Regions from separate parts of the Mus musculus genome. Here all the other regions are linked to region 1. Evidence: chromatin loops called from intact Hi-C (ENCODE). Cell type or tissue: gastrocnemius. All regions are shown on one strand. Region 1 overlaps Ppp2r5c (protein phosphatase 2, regulatory subunit B', gamma). Region 2 has its middle 4.0 kb from the start of B930059L03Rik. Region 3 overlaps Ppp2r5c (protein phosphatase 2, regulatory subunit B', gamma).

Region 1 (8,000 bases):
AGTCTTGACTGTACTCGCTCCTCTCCTCCTATTACTCCGACTTTGAATATTTTAGCCTGAAGAGTGTAAATGGGTTTGGTATTCATGGTTGCTCTTGGAGCCCTTCTAATGTCACGCGAGCAGCGGTGGTCCACACTGTCCCGTGAAGGCTCAGAGCCTAGACAGTTTCCACACTCCAGTTTTACAGCCTGGGGAGGTAAACAGGGCTGGTGTTGCAGCCATGGGTGAGCTGCGGAAAGGCTTGAGAAGTGATCCCAGTGAGAGTCGAGAAGTTAGCCTGTGGTTGACTTAGCACACCGCTCTCCCTCCGGGCCATGGAAAGTCCTTACGCTGGACATTCGGCTGGCCTCACGAGAGACAGGCCTCAAGTGGTTTACCTCGAAGAACACTTTTTGGCTAGCCCGTGGCTTTTTAGATAGGAGGGAAAAGTACTGGAGTGGAAGACAGCATGAGACCCAGGAAGGTCCTCCAGGCTGGGAGTGAGAGCAAACGGGGATTCAGGCCTGTCAGGAGTGATGCACGCGCTCGCCTTGGGAAACGTGTTTCCTCATCTCTTGAGACACTTTAGTGAGCTAAAGATGTTGGGGGCCCATTTTTACTGTGCGGGATAGATTGGGCCCTGCTTTGCCTAAGAAGTTTTTCCCTGTAAGATGCACAACAGCGTAGATCCAGTAGCGTAGTTATGGGTCCTGCTAAAGGTTGTTACTGCTGCTGGGCATTCGCACATTTCTCTTTCCTTTTCTTCTCTGTCCATGAGTATGTTAAACTTTGACTTGTTGCATATTCCTGTGTGTCCTGAAAATACAGATTTCTGTCCCGTGCCAGGTACAGTTTGTTTAGTACAGGTTTGCTTGTCTTTAACTGACAGGCCACAGCTGACCCACGGGCTACTTGAAGTTAGAAAACGTGGAGATGGACGGAGAGAACAAATTATCACTTGGATACGGAGGAACATGACTAGGCACATTTTATGAATACTCCAAATCCTAAATTACACTGAGATCTAGACCTTCATTTGGCAGGGTCAGGCCATTGGATGGTGTTGCTGTATTGTCTTGTCGTGTTTTTAAAATCTGTGCACTTTGTCCAAAGTTGAGATTTTTTTTTTTAAATGTGTTGATGATTTTTACAAAGTGATTTGTTTTGGACACATTAAAGGTGGTTTGAGTCTCGTTTTCCGTCTGTGCGTTTTGCATGCTGGGCTGAGTTTTGTTTGAAAGTCTTTTCAGCATCTCTTATGTAACATGCAGTGCTTGGAAGGAAGCTGGAGCAGCCTTCGCTCAGACTCGGTCTCTTACGTCGACCCTGTTTACCTTTATGAATCTCCTGTCCCTTTGCACTGCCACAGCCCTCGGAGGAAGGGACAGTAAGGCGGAGGCTTGCCAGGGGTCACGTTACGCTGGGAGCCAAATAATGTTTTTCTGTAAGTTAAACTAAAATTTATAGACGTTATTAATCTAATAACAGCCATTACGTGGGAACATAGGTAAAAATTTTATGAAAATATCTTTCAAAATTATTTCGGGGCTTTCTGTTCACTGTCTGTGGAGCAGACATCTTTCTTGAATAAGTTGGAAGGTGGCTGTGGGAGTAGTTTGGAAGGAGCCACATGGTCACTTACCTGACATCCTCTGTGGAAGGGCCAAAGCCTCCATCCATTGGCTGGCTCTTTTCAGACCTGAGGTCGGTGCCCAATGCTCAGGTGCATAGAAAGATGGTGCAGCCTCAGATGGGAGAGCTTGGGAGTTGTTGGGAAATGGCTACTCTGGATTGGCTGCCTTCAGGCCTCAGAAGCACCTGGGTCTTCCATAAGCTGCTTTTCCTCCACCTCCGACTCCTCATCCACGTGTAAGCTGATGGGTGGGAGACCTGGTGCCCACGCTGGTATGGAGGCAGGGGCTTTGTGAGAGGCTGTTCCCAGCTGCGTTTATCCTTGACCTTACCTACTAAATGCCAGTAGTAGGCATTGCTGAGTGTCTCCAGAGGACAGACTCACCCCTGCTGAGCCCTGCACTGAAAAGACGCTCTACAGAGTGTGCACGTTTGCCTCCAGAGTGCGTCTGCCGTCCCCCGGTATGCTTCCATGTTGAACAGCAGTGCTCAGACAAAAGGGAAGGGCCCTTTACATGCCTCAAAGGCATTGAGAACCCAAACAGATTTTATGTAGGTGGTTACAGCTCTCTTACCCATATTTTTCATATTAGAAATTAAAACAAAAAATTCAAGTATTCATCAATTCAGCTAATAATAGCAGTAATACTCATTACATATTAACAAAAATAGCATTTGTGTGAAAATATTTTTTTTTAAAGAAAATTCCCTGAAAAGAGGGGTATTGTTAGGGAGCTGGAGAGATGGCTCAGCGGTTAAGAGCACTGACTGCTCTTCCAGAGGTCCTGAGTTCAATTCCCTGCAACCACATGGTGGCTCACAACCATCTGTAATGGGATCCCATGCTCTCTTCTGGTGTGTCCAGGGACAGCTACAGTGTACTCACATAAGTAGATAGATAGATAGATAGATAGATAGTTTTTTTTGAGGAAAAGGGGGGCATTGCTTTAGGTTTTTTGGACATCTTTAGCTGCTTGGCTCTACAGTCAGTCCATTTTGGTAGCACATGTATCGCTCACACAAATCTTCCCGGCGTGAGACTGAAGTGAACTCATGAAATCCCATCCAAGTTGCTGTGAAGACAGTTTGGCTTCCTGGAGCACCAGCTCAGGCTCATCTATCTGAAATTTAAGATTTATTTTTTAACAATTTATATTTGTTTATGTGCGTGAGTGTTTGTGTGTACTGTGTGTGCCTAGTGCCCACAGAGACCAGAAGAGGGTGGCCCAAACTGGAGTTCCAGGTGGTTGTGAGCTGCCGTGTGGGTGCTAGGACTAAAACCAAGGTCCTCTACAAGCATGGCAGGTGCTCTTAACTCAGAGCCGTCTGTCCAGTTCAGGGAAGGCTTTCCTTCCTTAAGCCATATTTCTTTTGTCTAATATAAACGTGGGAAATAATTTGCCATCACATATCCACGGCACAGTGCTTTGGGCCTGTGGCTCGCTTGCCTTACTAGATGAGTCCTTTGGGGCCAGCTATTTAACAAGATCCGTGCTTCTTTGCAATCTCCATGTGTTAGTTGGGCCCTACAGTGGAGAAATACAGTGGTCAGTGGATTTAAAAAGTGCTTAGAAGGTTGGGAATTTTGCCCAGCCGTGGAACGTGTACCTAGGGAGTGCAGTGCAAAGGCCTTGTGGTCAGTCCTCCGCACTTGATAAATAGTGCCAGAAAAGGGAGAGCTTCAGGTCAGCCTGCTTACTGTTCTATTATTGTAAGTTATAAATAACCTTTAATTATTATTTGTTTTATGATTTTTTTAATCCCGAAAGGAATTTCAGGGCAGAGCTTTCATTCAATATTATTGATTTTAAGTAAGTGACGTCATACTAGCTCAGATGATACGGCAGTTAGGACTTTTCTTTTTGTTTATATCTGAGTCAGGGTCTTATTACCATGTAGCCCAGGCTAGCCTCAGACCTTAGCTACTCAAATGTTGAGATTGTAGGCATGTGCCCACACCTGGGACAGGACTTCCTCTGCTGTTTTGGGAAAGTTCTAAGCATTAGAAAATTCTTAGTTGGCAAAAGAATAACTGTTTCACAGACCTTGCTAGAGAAGATCAGTGGTAAATGTATCTATCTATTCAGTCTGGTTCTATTTAAAGCATTTCAGAGTGGGCTTTCCACTGAAGTGTGTTTCTCCTTCCTAATTACGTTCATTTGAACACTGCGTCTTGGAAGAAGATATTTTTGCTGTATTTTTCAAGGCAGTGCACTTCATGGTGATAAACAGATAGATGATAGGTGGGTGGATGGATGGATTGATGGGTTTCTGGCCTGGGCATCTTTGGCCCTTTTGGCCCCTGTGAGCATGGTGCTGAGGATTGTGGGGATAAGAAGGTTAATGCAGTCCTGACCTGCTTAGAACGTAAGCATTGACTGAGGTGTGCTGTATGCTCCCGTTGCCTCTGGACAGTCTGTGTGCTTGGGAGTTTCTTGCCAGTTCCCCTTAGTCGGTGTTGAATGGAGGGCCTAGGTAGGGCCCATCTCCTAGAAAGAGCCAGATGCTGCTTTGGGTCAGGGCGCCAACGCTTTTAGCGCCTAAGCGGACAGGACCAGGTCTGTGGGACAGGCAGGGAAAGAGATGGGAGAGGTAACCTAAACATGGAGGCACAGGTAGCTGCAGGGGGAGCACAGGCTTGTGGACAGCCACAGGACAGAGCAGAAGTTTCCCTGCCCTTGTAAAGGACATCCCTGGTCATCATGGTCATCAGCTAACTGCCCAGCCACTGGCATGGCTCACAGGATGTCTTCTTGAGGCACAAGACAACTGCCCTGAAAGCTTCAGTGATGGGAAGAGCCTGCCGTGTTTCCCAGATGGTGGGTGTACCCTGGTCCCGGCTGAGCAGCACTGTCTCTGCTCCTCTACTTTCCCCTGGCTGGGAGCAGTACTTAGTAGTTTTGCTGCTTCCCAGGCCGCAGCATCCGTGTTTCTCCACCTGGGGGAGTCAGAGAACAAGCCTAGAATTTAAACTCCAGGGAGAGGCTAAAAGCCTTCACTGAGGGTGCACAGAGCTGCCCTTTATCTTTGTGTGTGTGTGGTTTTCTTGTTGAGAAATGTGACATTGATAGATGAGTTCCCCACACTGTACAGCCTACAGGCGTTGGTGTGGCCACAAATGTTAGCTTTGTCCAGGGAGGAGCTCAGAAGTTGGCCACATCAAGTGATTTCATTTCAACCTAAAGTCATGAGAATTAAAGTCAAGTTCCTTGGGTTAGCCGCATTTCAAGTGCGCAGTAGCCCCGTGTGGCTCAGACCTACCAGATGTGGAGTGTATATAGTGTCTGAGAGAGTCCCGTGAGGGAGAGCTGACAAGTAGCCAGACAGTATTTTACACAACCATTTCTAACATGAGCGAACGGATTGTAGTTTAGCCCCACTAGCTCTCTTTAACAATACAAATTATCAAAGTTCAGATTAAAAATTTAAACAAAAAGAAGAAACAAATAGGCAAGAGAATAGCTAAACTTAGAGAAAAGAAGACACAAGAGAGAGTATCTTGGTAAGGTGTGAAGGCACTATGTTTACCTCTTGGTCCATGACAGGCCTCCCCAAGTTCTACACGTGAGGAGACTCCATTTTCTTAGGTGAGGGAACCTTGAGAAACCCAAGAGAAGGCACATGGTGTCATAGTCGCTCTTGCAGACAGTGTCTTGTATGTCTACATTTTTATAGGTGAAAACATCCATGGTTAAAATACAGTATGAAGGCTGGGGTGTTGTCAGTGTGAAGCATGTGAGTGCCTACTGTGCATTAGACCCTGGGTCTAACTATTTTATTAAATAGTACGGGAATCTATTCTCACTGCACACACAGCCTGCTTTCAGTGTTCAGGGACAGTCTTGCCAAGGATTTGACATTCAGATGGAACTCTCTCTTCCCAAAGGGGTGATAGGCAGGTGTTGGGGTGTTTGGAGCCGGCGAATGAGGGCAGATAACTGGTGGGTGAGTGGGTTTGCAGAGTAGGAGAAGGTGGCTATTCATAGCATGGTACCCCACCTCTGTGGGTCCCTGGAGCCAAGTCACATCCCCTCCTCTGAGCTTCCCCTTTGAAGATTCATCTGTGGAGAACTCTGCCCAGAGACGCCTATGGCACATGACCCCCAGTATTCTTGCTACCAAAGGTCACAGCTCTGTGAGTCCTTTCCTACCACTGGGAAACAGGCTGGCAGGTTTGCTCAAATCCATGGTCAATGATCAGAAAACCCTCCTTCCTCTCTGTTTCTACCTCTCAGCAGGAAGTGTTGCCCTAGAAAAATGAGCTTTCTGTGAAGGGCTAGATATAACTGTCCTAGGCCTTTTGGGCCTAAAATATTTGTATGGTTTGTCCCAGCTGCTGACTGTGCTATTGTAGGAGAGAGCAGCCTTAGACAATGGCCAGCAAACAGGTACCACCTTCTCACAGAACTGCCTCTCATGGAGTAGGTGGAAGCAGGGCAGTGTGGCCCAGGGATTTGGCTTTCTGGCCCTGGTCCAGGGTGCATCCATGCAGCTGGCCACTCAGAGAAAGTGGTGAGGTGGTTGGTTATCAACAGGCTTGGACCCCCATCTGAAACCAGCCCTGGTTAGCTCACGGCAAGGAGCATCCTTTGTGTTTGCCTCCGTTCACCATCGTGAACCCCTTGTGATCCCAGTGGCTTGGCCCTGCTCTCTGGCACAGTAGGCATCTCACATGTCCTCGTGAATTCTCAGAGCTGCAGAGTTTGAATGAAGGAAACATGCTGTTTGTTCCGTGTAGTAATCCCTTATATGGTAAGACGCTTAGGAGTGAGGCTCTGTCACCAAGCCAGTTGCTTATTTTGCTGGTTGAATGAATAATTCTGAAGCACCGAGACTAACAAGCACCCATGTCTCTGTTGCCCAGAATTCTCTCACTCCATGTTCAGGAGGAGGATGCCTGCTGTACAGGAGGTGTGGGGAACAGAAGAGACATTTGGACTTTGGAGGAGGCATCGCCTGTTAGAAAGTCCTCACCCTTTCTTGATATCTATTGCTTCTCTGGGGTAGCCTCTGCCACCATGCCCAGTAACTGTTGGGAAGACTTGGAGAGTGGCCCATACCCACTGTGGTAATAACACAAGTCAGCAGGGGCCTGCCTGGGTGGCTTGTCGCCCCAGCTCCTCATGGCACCTGGTAGATAGTTCTACTTTCCCTCCTCTCAAGAGCTTCCCCTGGAAGGACCCAGAGTCCGAGTGCTCGGGCCCTGAGAAGGTCAGAAAGGTCGCTGCCCTGTGCCTCAGGATACCTTAGATCGCCCTGCAGCTGCCTGAGGTTCCCCAGGGATGCGAGTGATGAGGCCGGAGTCTGCACTCGGAACTCTCAAGAGGAAAGTCATCTATCTTGCTTTGAGTTTGATGAGCAACACTGTGTTTGCGATTAGTACCTCAAACGCAAGAGCACCGACTGCTCTCCCAGAGGTCCTGAGTTCAATTCCCAGCAACCACATGGTGGCTCACAACCATCTGTAATGGGGTCTGATGCCCTCTTCTAGTGTGTCTGAAGAGAGCAATAGTGTACTCATATACATAAAACAAATAAATCTTTTAAAAACAAGAAGGAGGCTAAGGGAAACCCTGGGGTCTCTTAGGCGGATGAGCAATTAGACCAAAGCACACCTGCCGTGGTCTCCAATCCAGGACAGCGGCCAGAGAGAAGAATCAGGGTGGGATTGCTGGGTCACCTGATGGTTATTCAGTTCACCTACTGAGGAATTCTAGCTCTTCCCCAACTCGAAACACACACACACACCACACACACACACACACACACACACACACAGTTGTCAGGTATTGCTATCTTCCATTTGTTTGAACCGACTGCCTATGCTGAGGCTGTTGGCTAGTCCGGTGGAGCACCTTTCTGAGTGCCTGTAGCCTTCCTCTTGTTGAGTTACCGGGAGAAGTTTTTGTATTTTGGCTACTGATAGATTGTCATCAGATATGTAATCCACAAGTATTTTGTCTTTATCAGTTGTATTTTACTTTTTATAATGCTTTTTATGTATAAAAAGTATATTTTTATTTTTCAGGTTTTGTTGTTTTCATTGTAGTTAGCAACTTGCTGTCAAATCCAAGGCAGTGAGATTTGTTTTTGGTGCTTCTAAGAGTTTTATGGTTTTTACTGTTGTATCTTAGGTCTTTGGTACATCTTGAATTAGTTTTTATATACTTTCCTATGTGTCTGTCCCAACTCTGTCCGTTGTCTGCCTGTATTTGTCTGTGGGGTAGTCTCGCTCATTAGTTCTGTCTGACCTACCACTATGTCAGTCAGATCACACTATTTTGATTAAAATTGTATCTTAAAAGATGTTAACAGACATGAAAAAATAGCTTGGGTCTTGGAAAACAAACTGCTGACATTGCTGGGACACTGTGCGTGTGTTTGTGAGT
Region 2 (8,000 bases), 130 kb after region 1:
AGGACAGCAGCCAGGGCTGCGCAGAGAAACCCTGTCTCGGAAAGAGAGAAAAGGAAAGGGCAGAAGCAGCTTTTGGTGGGCAGCACTTGCTTTCCGACAAGGCAGTGTGGACACAAATCCAGAGGTGAGAAACTGAACCGAGTTCTACCTTGATGGCCAACTAAGAGAGCAGGGCAGACAGGCATGCTGGGAGGAGAGCTGAGAGCCTTGCTGGCCCTTCACTCTCCTCACAGCATTGTTCTGGAAGCCTGTGGAAAAGAAAGTGAGAGGATCCTCGCTGTGGCTGTGCTTGGTCCATGTTTCTGCAGCCAGGGTATCCTCTGGGTCAGTGACCCTGGCCCTATCACATGTCTCTGCATGTCCGGCCCTTCTGGTGCGAGCTGTGCAGTGGAGGCCTTGGAGCTTCCTGAGGGCCTTGGCTCTGAGGCTCGTTGGTTACAAGTGTTTGAGGAAAAGACCCCTACCACAAGCATCTACCTCACTGGTTAGAAGACATCAGGTCTGGGGTAGTGACTAGGAGTACTGCTTCCTCAGGCTGGGTGGAAACTCCCTGAGATTCCTCGGCCTCCCCTCTTGAAACTGGAGAAAATCAGCACATTTGGTAACAGCCCACAGCACAGGGATTCTTGGCCAGAGGTGGGCTGTGACTGATAGCCACCAGAGCCACACAGAAGCTCTGTGTCTCCATCCCTGAGAGCTGGAGTCACCAAGTCAGGGGTGGTGGCCAAGAGTCCTCGACACCACCTTCAAAGTCCAGGTGCCACAAAGATGGTGAGCTGTGGAAGCGCCCACTAAATCGTGAGCTGGTGTATGAACACTCCGGGCAGAGGGTAGGGTGGGCAGGACCTCTCAGCGAACTCTCAGTGAGGCCTCAGCATCCAGGAGAGGTGTGGGCACAGGACGGCATGGAATCAGCACCTCAGACGTCTGTTTTTGTTTTTGTTTTTTTTTCAAGACAGGGTTTCTCTATGTAGCCCTGGCTGTCCTGGAACTAACTCTGTAGACCAGGCTGGCCTCGAACTCAGAAATCCGCCTGCCTCTGCCTCCCGAGTGCTGGGATTAAAGGCGTGCGCCACCACACTGGGCCAGATGTCCGTTCTTGCCTCTCACAGTGCTTCAGGGATATTGTTGCTGTGTAAACTTATGCAAAGTCTTGGAAAACCAACACATTAGCCCCTGTTCTCATTGACTTTGTGTTGCTAATACTAACATGAAACATAAAAATCACCAGAAATTCCACTCCCAGTTAAATGTTTGTTAGAGATGATTCGTTGGGAGAGAAATGGGTTCCACTACCAGAAAGCTGAAATTCACCCTTCAGTTAACATTGGCTTCTTTGCAAGGGGGGTGGGGGGGTGTTTTGAGGTTTGGCTTAAGAAGGACGCATTGTAAGGAGAGAGAGAGGTTGGCCTACACCAGGGAAGCTACATACCCTTCCCTGCCTCAGCCCACTGTCTCCTTCATGGCTTTTTGCAAACAACAGCATTATGTTTTTAGGGATTTTATTGTGGTTTGATTTTGAGACAGGGTCTTGCTCTGTGGCTTAGGCTGTTCTGAACTCACTACATAGCCCAGACTGGCTTCAGACATGCAGCAGTCCTCTTGCCTTAGCCCCCCAGGTTAGCACGTTCTCTGAAGAACCTTGTGAGTGGTGGTAAGTGGGAAACTGGAATTTGTTGGGCATTGTGGCCTGCACTTGGAACTCTGGCATGTGGGAGGCAGGGGCAAGGAGGGTCAGAAGTTCAAGACCAGACTGGGCTATGTGAGACTCTGTCTCAAAATAAAAGAAACTTAGAATACAGCTTTTTCTCTCCCTAATGTCTTCCTGGTCATATCCAGTTCAAGGCCAAATCAGCCTGTGTTGTGCTTGTGGGAAACACACCAAATACAAGCTGGGTTGAGCTAGAGCTTTCCAATGTGTAATTTTAGAAACTGATATCTAACAGACCAGTTATTAGATGGGTCCTGACCCATCTTTTCAATTCTGTGATGAAAGCAGGTGGGAACAAACTTTTCTGCTGCTCCTTCAGACAATGTGATGAGGGAAAAGGAAAAAAACAATGTAAAGGCACAAGGAACCCCAGGAGCCAGGCAGAGGACCAGGGGACCTTCCACTCATACATCAGTGGTTCTCAGCCTTCCCAATGCTGTGACCCTTTAATACAGTGACCCCCAACCATAAAATTATTTTTGTTGCTACTTCATAACTGTAATTTTGCTACTGTTGTGTTTTTCAATGGTCTTAGGCAACCCCTGTCATTCAACCCCCAGAGGTTGAGAACCATTGCCACGCTGTGAGAGCGAATTCCCAGTCTTGACATGACTAAGTCGGCTTCATCTCTCTCTCCAGGATGTATCTTGTAGGAAGATGTAGCCCTTAAACTAATGATAACTTCAGAGGCATCTGGAAGCCAGTAGGACCAGTTCTGAGCCCCCTGCTCAGATATGCTGATATAATTACCTTCAGGAGCCCTAATTTCCAACCTTGTTTGGGAGATTTGAGCCAAAGCTTCCACTCCAACAAGGATAATTGGACTCCCGTTAAGGCATGATTGGAATGAGAACATTTAAAAGCCTGTAAGGTGACTCCACTGAGCACTGCCCAGGGAACATTGCCAGAGAAGACTGTCCATCTTCTAAGCAGGAAATAAGACTGAGACCCAAGCCTCCTGAAAATCAAAATGTTGATACCACACAGCCCACAAAGTCACTCCGAAGCCATGTGCTGCTGTTGCTGCTGAGCTGAAGCAAGGACTAGCTTGTACAATAAGTGTTGGGAGGCGGGGGTGGAGAAAGTTAGTCAAGGATTTACTGTGTACCCTTGGCTGGCCTCGAACACAGGTATCTGCCTGCTTCTGCCTCCCAAGTGCTGAGATTAAAAGTGTGTGCCACCACACCAGGCAACAAACAGTACATGTTCTTCCTGACTTCAGCGCCATCAGATCCCAGGCGACTCCATGGTGAATACATGTGCTAGAGAACTGTAAGACAAAGGCCTACTGTATAAGCCCATCACCACAGCCCCGCTGCTAGAGGAACACACTGGCCAACTGCAGTGAGCCTGTTCTCACGAGCAACCTTATCTGCAACCCAGAGCTGTGGAAGTCTGGCTTAAAAGACTCATAGGTTCTGGAAGTCCCCATGCACCCTTAGGCATAAGATACTCCTAGAACGCCTTAGCAAGCTGAGGCAATCGAATATTATCTGTATTAGGGTTTAGGGCAGCAGCTGAAGAGCCATGGTACAATCAACAGGCAGATGCCCAGGCTGAGGAAATGGGCTTGGCTTGGGTGTCAGCTGCCTTCTGCTCACCTCTGGCCTTCAGCACGGGCAGGAGTGTGCGGAGGCTCACCTGGAGGACTGTACCCCTGGGAAGCTCATTTGTGTCTTCACGGTTAGTTACATATAGTCTGGTCTTAGTATCCATCCCTTCCAGGAGCAGAGCTGACACTAAACCGCCGCCATCCCACCACCACCACCCAGACCATATTATCAGCATGGTATACCCATCATGGCCCTGGTCCCCAAAAGAACAAAAAGCATTCTTAATTAGGCAGGATAACCATGGCATAGCTGCTACCTTTGAGAGCTGGAGACAAAAGCCAGTCCCCTTTGGGGAAAAGTTAACCTGTCTCCCAGCAGCTCACAAGAGGAACAGAGTGCAGGGAGGTCTGTGAACTTGGTCCACGAGTGACAGAGTAGTGCACCACCGGTCTCATTGGCCGTATGCACACTGTCTTGACCTGAAGCTCTTCTCACTATACAGCCCCAGGCAAAGAATCCAGAGCCTGTGGTCAGCTTTGCAGCCCATCTGAGAATGTGGAAACCTCTAGAAATGAGACTGAATGGCTACTGAGGAGGGCTGAAGGGCACAGCCCCAGACAGCGCTGTCCTAGCCCAGAAGGAAACAGGCACCTGAATGGGCAGAAGTGCTTGTGAACAGGGCTGATGACCTGACTTCAGTCCCTACCTACATCCTACACTGTGGCTGGAGAGAAACCAACTCATGCAAATTGCCCTGTGACCCCAACATGCATGTGAAACACAGACCACACACACATACACACACCTATGCTCATACAGACAAAATCATTAACCTTTACAAATTTTAAATTACCCATTCCAGGGCTGGAGTGGTGGCTTACTGAGTATTGGCTGTTCTTCCAGAAGACCTGGGTTTGATTCCCAGCACCCACATGGTGGCTCACAGCTATCAATAACTGCAGTTGTGATGCTCTCTTCCGACCTCCACAGCCACCAAAACACACACACACACACACACACACGAAGGGAAGGAGCAGGCAAAATACCCATACACATAAAAGTCGAATGTTAAAATGATGCAGTTCATGGTGTTTTACTATGGACTGCGACAGACTGGTTGGGGGGGGGGGTTGAGGAACTGTTCCACATGAAGAATGGACTCTCACCTCAGGGAACTGAACACTAACATTAAAGAAACTGGCACAGTGGGTGAAACTGACCCCAAGGGCTATGAACAGAGCTGAGCTGGTTCCCATTGAGAAGGTGGAGGGAGTGGCTGAGTTAGGATGTAGGAGCAGCTGATTTGTGGGCTCTGTGGAATTATACTGGGGAAAAGGCAACTGTTCGTGCATCTGTTTTAGAAGTTAAGGTGAAGCCGGGCGTGGTGGCGCACGCCTTTAATCCCAACACTCGGGAGGCAGAGGCCAGCCTGGTCTACAGAGTTCCAGGACAGCCAGGGCTATACAGAGAAACCCTGTCTCGAAAAAACAAACAAAAAAAAACCACCAACAACAAAAAAGTTAAGGTGACAAACTCCACACGCAGACATAGGGCCAAGAGCGTGTGGCCATGTAGCAGGGTAACCCAGGTGCTGCTGCAGTGGCACAGAGGTCAGCAGCAAGTGCCTGAAAACCAAGAGTGAGGACCCAGGCAACACGGGAATGTGCGAAGCAGTGTGGAGGGGAACAAGGAAAGGGGATTTCACATCTTACTAGAGATGCCTGTGTGTTTAGCAGGAAATGGTCTATGTGGTAGAGATGCCTGTGTGTCTAGCAGGAAACGGTCTATGTAGAGTTTGCTAATGTTACCAGAGAAGTCAGTGTCAAAACCTGGGCCCTAAGCAGCCTTAAAAAGCTAGGCTTGCCCGCTCATTTTCAGTAGGATAGATAGTTAAAGAGACTTGTTGGGAAAAGCAGACGAGATTAAATTCAATGTGGTCACATTAGGAAGCAAACAAATGAGCTCTGCTGACTCCCGAACCGTCAAGTCTACCTTTGGAGTACTAACTGGAAGGCGAGATTTAGAGAGAAGACAAGAGGTATGTATAAACTAAGCAATCCTGGTTAACTCTAGTCCCACACATCATTGGCAAAACTCCAGTGTGGTCTGTAAGGTGGTCTCAAGTTGAAACTGTGTAAAGTCTCTTCCTAAGAGACAAGTTCCTCCTCTGGCTAGCACCTACTTATCATTAACTGTCAGCTTGGTACATCTCAGAGTCACTTGAGAAACGAGCGTACATTGGGCAACTGTCATTATTGGTTGTTCTGTAAATCCGTCTGTGAAGAGTTGGCCTGATTGGGAACTGAAGGTTAAAGGGACCACCGCATGGCCAGGTGGCTCTGGGTTAAAAGTGAGTTAGTTCGAGGCTGGCCTTGTCCTCAGAACAAGTTCTAGGACCTGTCCTCACCTCCCCCCGGAAAAAAAAAAAAAAAGCCTAAATAAAAACTTTAAAGCAAGTTAGTGACCCACCAAGCAGGTATCTTCTATGGCTTTCTCGCTAGGCTTCTGCTCTGATTTCCCTTCATGAAGGGATACAAGACTTAAACTCAGAACATCAGTACAATTCTTACAAGGGTTGGCCTTGAGCGGGGACATGGGGAGCTGGTCCACTGAAATAGAAGGGAAGCTTTTTAAAAATATATGATTTATTATTATTTCTGAGTATACCATAGCTGTCTTCAGACACACCAGAAGAATGCATCAGATCCCATTACAGATGGTTGTGAGACACCACGTGGTTGCTGGGAATTAAACTCAGGACCTCTGGAAAAGCAGTCACTGTTCTTAACCACTGAGCCATCTCTCCAGCCTGCAGAAGGGAGTTTGTTTGTTTTGCTGTTGTCTTTAAAGATGGTGGGAGATTTGAGCTTTCTGAGCAACTTAGTTAAAAGATGAGGTCATGAATTACAAATGAAAGCAATGGCATTCTCTCCCAGTTTCAGGAGTATGGAAGATCCCAGCCCTCCCAACAACAGTATACCACCCCCCTAAGGAAAGAGGTTTTTCTTTAAATGGTGAGTGACAAGGGCCTCATCTTCCATGGGATGCCACCTGCCACAGGTGACAGCCTGGAGTCTACAGAAAGTAGCTGCATTTCTGTTTCCTGTGACAGGCTCTCTCTACACCATGAGAAGGCATCAAACGGGATACACTGCATTAAACTACACTGCTCTGCAGAACTATGGCTGCAGGAAGCACCACTGGCTTAGGCGATGGTACTCCACCGCTTCCCAGCTGGCTGGCTGCACGTAGCTGGAGGGCAAGGAGCTGGCTGAAAGTAGACACCCATAACAGAAATTCTACCTCCACCTACATGCCAAAAGAGACATAGGCATGCCGTGTAGGTGTGAGGAATATTCCCGAGGAGGATGCAAAGCCAGCAGAGGCAGGTAAGCAGGGGCTCCCACTGGCAGTGTCGCCATCCTATGCAGATCTCAGGGCCACAAGTCAATGCTTCTGGAAGGACAGGAAAGTAACCCCAGTAGCAGGTGAGGAAGGGTGGGTCACTTCAGTTTACTGTTGGTGGCTTGCAGATTTGTAGGACCCTTAAAAATGCAACTGAAAGTTTTAAAAGGTAAGTGTTGAAAACATTTTGAGACAGTCTTACCAAAAATCCTACTACCCAGCCCCCTGAATGCTGGCATTAGAAACACGTTCCACCCTGCAGGGTGTCATGTATTTTGACTCTGCAATTCTGCTTCAAAAATTTAGCCATCAGCAAAATTCACCTAGTCTGAGCAGTAAGGCCAGCTACTCCCGGCCGCACTGTTTTCCATGCTGAAAAACAGAAACCAGGAATTATCCTCACCTGCCTGAAGTGTTGCTAGATGCAAATGTGAGCAGAGAAGTGAGAAAACCCCAGCACACGCTCTCACTCCTTAAGATTTTATTTTTTTAAATGTGTTTGTTTCTGTATGTGGATTTGTACATATGAGTGCAAGTGCCCACGGAAGCAAGAGGGTGTTCGGTCCCCTGGGGCTAGGGTTATAAATAGTCTGTCCCTAACGTGGGACTCTAAACTCGGATTGTCCGGAAGAACTGTACATGGACCTAACTGCTGAGCGGTCTCCATAAAATATGGCCAAATTGAAACTAGAAAGGTTCTGGCACTCATTCCAAATTCGAATTCATCCTCACCCCAGGACTAACTTTTCCTGCCGGCCCAACACCTTCTTCTCAAACATTCCACACTGCAGCCAAGAGGGAGCTTGCAAAAACATCCCTCCAACCAGTCACCCCAGGATAGCCCGTGAGCCCTCTACAAGCAATGTCCCTATTACCCTACTTATCGCTGTACCTTCAGTCTGGCACCGTGTGGGACACTCAAAACTGCGTCTGATGGACGCAATGTACAGATAAATGTGGGATCAGCGAGAACAGCAAGATCCAAGTGGAGAGGCAATCAAATGTGGGTACGTGTGTGTAAGGTGGACGTGCTGACATACGCCTTCCATGCCAGCACTGGAAAGGTGGAGGCAGGAGCATCAGAGTTGGGACTCAGCACGGCTACCCGGCATCCAAACCAAAGAGCAAGCGGATGGCAGCAGGTACCCCGTAGGAATGAGACAAAGCGCATGCAGAAAACGGAGAAGAGTTCAAAGTCAACAGGATATCAGCTCAGCACAGCTGCACCAGAACACGGCAGCAGGACAAGGGCGGCCCCGGGAAGGTCTCTGCCATCTCGGCAGGGCGGAGATCTCCGCAAGGCGCAGCCTCCACGGCGCACGTGACTGGAT
Region 3 (8,000 bases), 100 kb after region 1:
AAGCATCAAGGAAAACCCCAGTGTCAGCTTCTCAGCTCCACGGGTATTCATACATGTGGACATTTATGACCACACACATTTATGCACACAAAAAAGAAAATTCAGGGCAATCTCTGGAATGTAGATTGTACAGAAACTTGGGGAGCCAGCTTTGAAAGGAGGCTTCTAACAGTGGTGATCTAAACCTACTGCCTTAGAGACAAAAGCCGATGGCCACAGCCAATGGCGTGCTCTGACACCTTGTAGAGCCAACTGCAAGTCTCAGGGTGTAGTCACGCTGCCACCTTAGTCAGTTGCAGCCTCTGACTCATTTCTGTCTGCTTGCATTGGATCTGCTCTCCCAGAGACAGAACTTAGCTATGCTGGGGCTCGAGGAGGTGGCCACCCTCAGTTGCAGCCCACAATCCCCTGCACGGCTGGGCACAGACCAGGGAGCCATTATGCATTAAGAACACATGGGCAGGGAGCTGGAGAGTTGGCTCAGCACTGACTGCACTTGCAGAGGACCCAGGTTCATTTCCCAGCACCCACAAGGCCGTCTGTAACCCCTGCTCCAGTGAAGCCCTTTCTAGTTGTGCACAAAGTTACCCACACACGTAAACAAAATAACAAAATAGTAACAAAATACTTTATTTCCACACTCACACACACACACACACAGAGCACATGGGGGACGGGGGCTGGAGCCATGGCTTACCAGTTAGGAGCACTGACTGCTTTTCCTAAGGACCCAGGTTCAATTCCCAACACCCAAATAGCAGCTCATAGCTGTCTGCAACTCCAGGATGTGACGCCATCACGGACTTACATGCAGGCAAAGCACCAGTGCACATAAAGTAAAGATTATTTTTTAAGAAAGCGCATGGAAGGGCTGTGGGCATCATAGGACAGGCAGTACTTGCTTGTCATGTGCAAGGTCTCAGCTTCCATCCCCAACAAAGATTTGTATCGAGACGTAGAGCTCATAACTGTAATCCCAGCACTCAGGAGTCCGAGGCAGAAAATCATGAGTTTGAGGCCCGCGTGCACTGTATGTAACAGGACCTCGTTTAAAAATTAAACAAGAGTCCATTCTGACCCGATGCACTGTCCTCCTGTTCGCACATTTTCTGTCTGGCATTGCCAGGTAACAGGTCTGCTTGTCTTGTATCATATCCATCTTGAGCAGTAATAATTCATAAAGGAGCTTGGCGTGGGGGACATCTAATCTCAGCGCCCTGAGACTGAGGCAGGAGGCTGGCAGGAACTTTGGGCTACATATAAATGTTATCTCAAAGGGCAAATAAAGAGAGTGCAGAGATTTCTGGTAGGACTCTGCACTACAACTTTCCAGGTATTACATTACTTGTCTATTCTCATCTTCTAAAGACACACACACACACACACACACACACAACTATAAAATCTGTCACAAAGAGATCGGGGAAGAATTATCCAGTGAGCATCCGTCCCAAAGGTATCTCCCTGAAACTGTCGCTCAGCCACAGCAGGCAGTTTCGCAGGGGAGGGTGGTTGAGGGTCATTCTAGAAGGGAGCTTCCATGCTGATGACATCTGACACTCTCTCCCCTCCCTTTCAGCTGGCGTACTGTGTCGTGCAGTTTTTAGAGAAGGACAGCACCCTCACTGAACCAGTAAGTGCTCGATCTGGACTGTGACCCTCACTGTGTCCCTGTATTTCGCCACATTGCCTCTCAGTCGGCCCTGTCACCTTCAGTGGCAACACTGTCGGAAGCTCGTCCCACTCCTGGGTTGGAGGCTCAGCTCAGCTGTGGTGGTCTGATGACGAGTTCCTTCGCCGCAGTGAAGGTTATGTATAATAAGCTTGCCACCTTGTCTCACACTGTCCCACAGTCCTTGGAACATGGCCCCTGAGCAGCTGTGGCCACCAGCCTGGCCCCGTTGAGCCCTCCACACTGGGCAGCAAGTGCTCTGACTCGGGCACAGGGTTGCAGCAAGAGTAGAAATCCCTTGCACTCTAGAGGAGAGTGGAGATGCTCTGGAAGGTTAATCTAAGTTAGTGTTGTTTTACAATCACTGAACAGCAAATGGAGACTAGACTACTGCCTTTTGGTTTAGATTTCTAATGTGTGTGTCTGTGTGTGTGTGTGTTTTATCTTTATTAAATTTTTAAAAATTCCTTGCACCTCCACACACACACACACACACACAAATCAGTCACTAAATATAGGCATGGTTGGCAACGTCATTCCTGACTAAGGTGAGGCAGTGTAAGCAGCTGAATCCACTTCTAAAGGAGCCTGGGCTGCAGTCCGTAGCCCATGCAGCTCATGCGGTCCTGGCATACAGTTCACGCCACACTCAGTGGCTCAGGAGGCTGAGGTGGACAGGTGACTGTGAGTGTGAGGTCTGCCTGGGAAGAGGAAGAGCTGGCTAGAGCAACACTGGTGACAAAGAGCACTTGTTGCCCTTTAGAGGTTCCCGGCACCCAGGTGGTGACTCACAGCGGGCGGTAGCTGCAGCTCCAGGGCATCAGACACCCTCTCCCACCTCGGCAGGCATTCCCATGCAAGAGCGCACTGGCATGGTCACACAGGTTTCTCCCCACACCTCACAAAGAAAAGAAATCCCACCCGCTCCCACCACCCCTTTTACATTCAGAAGTCAAGAAAGAGAGGCGTGGGAGAAAGCTACACTGAGTTTTCTCCCTCGGGTTTTCTTTGTGTGTGCTTTTCCTATGCTGATGACTGAAGAACTCACCGCTCAGCGCTTGTGTGCCTTAGTCCCTGTTCGCTCGCCTCAGGCGGGATCCTCCCACCCGAAGCATCTCTACCATCTGGGCCCTGTCCCAGCCTGACCCCGGGCCTGCTTAGCCCGGATTGACTCTCTTTCCTCATCTGTGTGAGCAGAGCATGAACTCAGGTGACACTTGTAAAGGTTTCTGCCCCACTGATGCAGTGTAATGACAGATAGGCAGGTCGGTAAGGGGTGAGCTTAACTGCGGGAGACAAGACAGAATGCCGCTGTCCCGTAAACATAGGATGCCAGTCGCAGGCAGGGCTGTGCACAAACAAGCCAGAAGTCCCACACACCCAGTGTGGTGTGTCCACCCCGAGCTGTTGTTTGTAGCTCCTGTTGACAGATGACATCTGCTGACAGATGATAATATGATATCACTGTCCAGCTGCAGAAAGCAGAGCTGATTTTCAATATACTCAAAGCATTTGGACTCTCACCTGGTACATTTCTTCCTTTGAAATTTACATTTTATAAAAATGCAAAGGCCACTGTGTCTGACTTAGAAGTAAGCAATTCGTTTTATGTTTTGGTTGGTTGGTTGGTTTGGTTTTTGAGACAGGGTTTCTCTGTGTAGACCTAGCTGTCCTGGAACTCTCTCTGTAGACAAGGTTGATCTCAAACTCAGAGATTTCTGGTCTCTGCTTCCCAAGTGCTGGGACTAAAGGTGTGCACCTCTGCTGCCAGCTCTGAAGACTTAAGATGGAGGTGTGGACTGGAAAGGAGTATGTGTACTCCGCACACAGGAACCTCACATGCCACCCCAGGGCTCCAGGTTGCCATGTGGATTGCTTTAAATACAAGTCGTGGCAGTTACTGCAATCAGATTCCCACCAATAAAGGACTTATCAGGAAGACTGAGTCCAGCTTGAGGCTTGAGAGGGCAGCAGAGCTGACAGCTGCAGGACCACGTAGCTTAGGCGCTTAGACTTCAGACAGATCAGGACCGAGGGACGAAGGACTCCAGCTGCCTTTCTCCGTTCTTAATCATTGCTTCATCCAGGACTCCACCTCCTGGGCTGATGCCACCAACACAGGGCAGGCCTTCCCTTTAGTTAATCCTCTCAGCAGAGGCTCAGAGGATGAACCCTTGGGTGTGTCTCATTAATGCCTTAGGCGACTCTTAATCCAATCAAACTGACAGTGGAAATTGCCCATCACTGTGTTCCGCTTAAAAGGCTGCCATCTGTAAAGAGCATTTGCTGACCCTGTAATTGATATTTTTCACGGACTCCAAAGTTTCCTGGGCACACTAGGCATAGATACTGTTTTCTTTGTTGCCAGGCTAGAGGCTCATGGGAGATTTTACACAACTGTGTCTCCTTTCATCCGCCTGTCTCCCTCTGCTAATGGGATGACCCACGTGTCTTGGCAGTCACGGCTTTGCCCCTAGGTACACCAGGACAGGCTCGCCAGGACTCAGGGCAGGGTCACTGATGTGTTTCCCCTCTTCCCCGTTCAGGGAGCATGCGCTGAGCCTGGAGCCTGGCGCTGGTGTTGTCTGGCATTAGCACACGCAGGCATGCACACCTTTGGCAGAGTCCTGCCCTTCTCACACGCAGACCGGAAAACTGGGTGCTGCTCACAGTAGCTCAAAGATCAGAAAGAGTCCAGTGTGAACCTGGTTCAGAAACTGGCTTTCCCATCAAGGCAGTCCATATTGGCTGTGCAGCCCCTACATGACTTTAAAAACCCACTGACCGCTGGAGGGCCAGTGTGGGTCAAGAGTAATTCCTGTCTTCCATATTAACCATGGTTCTGATTCAAAGTAGATACTCAAGAAATGCCTGGTTGACTTAATAGTCGGAGGGAAATCATTAAGTGGTAGACTTTAGAAATGTGTTCTCTTAAGACTTTAAAGAGTGTGTTTGTGAAAGTCTTACCAGCCTTGCCTAGCCTAGCACCCCATATGTAGACTAGACAGGCCTCAAACTCACAGAGATCTGCCTAACTCTTCCTCCTAAGGTCTAGGATCAAAGACATACAACACCACGCCCAGCTCAAGATAGTTGTAGATTTTTGTTAGATTCTAAAATTAGGAGGACTTGTAAAATGAAATTTGAAGTTTTATAATAGATAGGTAATAGAAAAAAAAATGTCCAGGAACCTAAATACCCAGAGCACCAAAGCAGAATTATTGTATATGACTATTTCTCAGATACCCGCCCTGCCTTCACCTTTGTAATAACTGGAAGTGACAAGTGAGTGACAAACAGCTCTAAAGGGCAGCACACACTCCTCAACAGTTTTGGTCCCAAAATGGGAGCAGAGATGCTAGCTCTACACCCTGTCACCACTGTCATCTGTGGTGGAGAGGGAGGTGCTGCCAGCAGCCTGGGACTATATGCACGCACCCACACACGCACAGAGTCCATTAGTAATACTGTGAAAAGGCATTTCAGGATGAGTCAGTGACACAAAGACAGTAAGTTTCAGCCGGGCATGGTGGCGCATGCCTTTAATTTCAGCACTTGGGAGGCAGAGGTAGGCGGATTTCTGAGTTCGGAGCCAGCCTGGTCTACAAAGTGAGTTCCAGGACTATACAGAGAAAAAAAAAAAAAAAAAAGACAGTAAGTTTCTCAAACTGAGAGAAATGGACATTTATGCTTTATAGTTAATTGCGGGTGTTGAGAGAGAAAAGTCAGTCACAACTTCAGTTGCTTTAAGAGAAATACACCTATAAATTCATGTGTTTGAATGCTTGGCTCATAGGGAGTGGCACTGTTAGGAGGTGTGGCCTTATTGGAGGAAATGTCACTGTGGAGATGGGCTTTGAAGTGTCAGATACTCAGGCTAATAAACCTAACAGGGCAGTCTCCTGCTGCAGCCTTGGATCAGGTTGTAGAACTCTAAGCTCCTTCTCCAGCACCATGTCTGCATGTGCTGCCGTGCTTCTTGCCTCTGAGACTGTAATTCCACCCCAAGGAAATGTTCTCCTGTATAGGAGTTGCAGTGGTCATGGTATCTCTTCATAGCAATAAACCCTAAGACACCAACCAAGGCAAGGGTTCCAACTTCCCAGGAGAATTGCACTTGCCTCTCTATACAGTACACACACACACACACACACACACACGAGAGAGAGAGAGAGAGAGAGAGAGAGAGAGAGAGAGAGAGAGAGAGAGATTGATTTAGATTCTGTCCTAATTACATTGTTCAAAGGATATAACTTATAACAGTGTTTAAAGATTGTAAAAGTTTAGGTGGGGGAGGTGGCACATATTTCAATTCCAGCATTCAGGAAGCCAACAGAGGCAGGCAGATTTCTTGATTTTGAAACCAGCCAGCCAACCTACATAGTGAGTTCCAGGACAGCAAGGGTTACACAGAGAAACCCTGTCTCAAGAAACCAAATATTTTGTATAATATTTTTTTTTCTTTATCTTGAATTTCTTTCTGTGGGTCATCAAGGTAGCTCAGTGGATAAAGGTTTCGATGCTAAGACTGACAACATGGGTTCAGTTCCTGGGGCCCATGCGGTGAAAGGAGACACCCAGTCTCTGCCAGCTCCTTCTGACGCCACACACATAAACACACAGGAAATAAGTAGGTGTGATAGAAAAGAAAAAAAAAAGAATTTCCTTTACAAGTGAAATCCTAAGGTAGGCTTTATGAAGTTCATTGTATTAAAGAAGAGTGCTGATCCCTCAAATCCAGACCTCAAACCTCCAGACTTCAAGTAGGCATAGTCTGTTGTTAGCTTCCATGTTTGAAGTCTTTAGGCAAAGGAGTGTTCTCTATAGACAGCCTTGGCTTTGTAAGTTCTGTTCAGGTTTCTTAAATCTTCAACCAATGGGAAACTCAAGCTAAGTCCCAAAACGAGGGTTTCCTTTCTCCTGTCTCTTCACGTTTCATCTTTCCATCTCGCCTCACAGACAAGGCCTCACACTGCTTCAGAGAAACAAGTGACTCCTGTGCACAGGTGCGTGCACAGGTGTGTGTGCACAGGTGTGTGAGCAGGCAGGTGTGTGAACAGATGTATGTTTGCAGGTGTGTGCACAGGTTTGTGAGCACAGGTGTGTAAGCAGGGGTGTGAACACAGGTGTGTGAGCAGGGGTGTGTAAGCACAGGTGTGTGAGCAGGGGTGTGTAAGCACAGGTGTATGCACACATGTGCCCTTATGAAGATAGGCCTGCTGGTGCTCATTGCACTTTTTAGAAAATAATGGCTAAACTCTAAAACTGTAGTTCATCTTTGTTGAGCCAAGTCAAGTATCTTGTGCGGGTGTAGTTTGGTAAGATATTTTGAAAGCATAGAGGAGCATCTTCCTAAGTTGCCCAGCAGGCACTCCTTGTAGCTTTCTGACTTAGGCAAAGAGAGTAACGTGCAGTAGCCACAGAGTAGGGAAGCACTGTGAATTTATAATCTGACTCCCTGGGCCTCAGACAAGGTAGCACTGCGCTCAGTGGAAGCTTGGGCTGCCATGTGCTTCCTCCTGACCAAGCACTCTCCAGGACTCATCCTTGGGCTCTGGGTGATCACACAGGGGGGGCATCGGGAACCCCGCTCAGGTCCAACACCTTCAGTGCATGCGGGCTTACATCTGTGAGATTGACAACATGCTTTTGATGTGTTTTAACAAAGTTGTAAACTGTGTGTGACAAGCAGTCAGTTACCTTGAGAGGTGCAGTATGCATTCGTCTGAAGGTTGCTAGCAGTGTCTACACTGGCTGCTTCCACTCTAGAGCACTCCACTGCTCTTCCATCAGAGGGGATGGATCACATTAAAGTATATAAAACTAGACTGTTTTGTTTTGGTTTTGGCTTTTTGTTTGTTTTTCGAGACAGGGTTTCTCTGTGTAGCCCTGGCTGTCCTGGAGCTCACTCTGTAGACCAGGCTAGCCTTGAACTCAGAAATCCGCCTGCCTCTGCCTCCAAAGTGCTGGGATTAAAGGTGTGCGCCACCACTGCCCAGCAAAACTAGACTGCTAATGAGAGAAAAGGCGTGGGGATGATTCTCACCGTTTCCGTCTCACGTGTCTCATGCTTGGCAGTGGGGACGTCATTTTCCTCTAGAGCAGCAGTTCTCAGCCTTCCTGATGCTGCAGCTGTTTTTGCATAGTTCCTGTGGTTGTGGTGACCCCAAACCTTAAACTTTTTCATTGCTACTTCATAACTGTAACTTTGTTACTGCTATGAATTGTAATGTAAATATCTGATATGCAGGAGATCTGATGTGTGACCCCTGTGGGGGTCGTGACCCACAGGTTGAGAACCAGTGCCCTAGGGTGTCTTGGCGTCCTG

What was found. Hi-C counts contacts between places; a loop is a spot of excess contacts. Peaks named below come from ENCODE experiments on the same cell type or tissue, not always from the same donor. Only the 100,000 strongest peaks of a DNase experiment are listed, where the experiment ranks them.
Region 2: it touches region 1 in a loop (2.7-fold over the local background); 20 of 42 quality-filtered maps call a loop at or near these places.
Region 3: it touches region 1 in a loop (4-fold over the local background); 21 of 42 quality-filtered maps call a loop at or near these places.

What each region holds. Positions count from the first base shown.
Region 1 is chr12:110,449,825-110,457,824 of GRCm38, forward strand. The region is part of intron 2 of Ppp2r5c (protein phosphatase 2, regulatory subunit B', gamma); the gene reads left to right. Among named protein-coding and RNA genes, the nearest start is that of Ppp2r5c, 6.6 kb to the left of the region's middle. In gastrocnemius, no CTCF peak of the experiment used is centred here; a DNase peak (open chromatin) is centred at 4,549; H3K27ac peaks cover 328 bases.
Region 2 is chr12:110,583,374-110,591,373 of GRCm38, forward strand. No RefSeq gene overlaps it. Among named protein-coding and RNA genes, the nearest start is that of B930059L03Rik, 4.0 kb to the right of the region's middle. In gastrocnemius, no CTCF peak of the experiment used is centred here; a DNase peak (open chromatin) is centred at 7,993; H3K4me3 peaks cover 1,404 bases; H3K27ac peaks cover 1,162 bases.
Region 3 is chr12:110,553,264-110,561,263 of GRCm38, forward strand. It overlaps Ppp2r5c (protein phosphatase 2, regulatory subunit B', gamma), which reads left to right. Exons shown (of 16, transcript NM_001373949.1): 10 at 1,580-1,633. Among named protein-coding and RNA genes, the nearest start is that of B930059L03Rik, 34 kb to the right of the region's middle. In gastrocnemius, a CTCF peak has its summit at 3,750; no DNase peak of the experiment used is centred here; H3K27ac peaks cover 1,787 bases.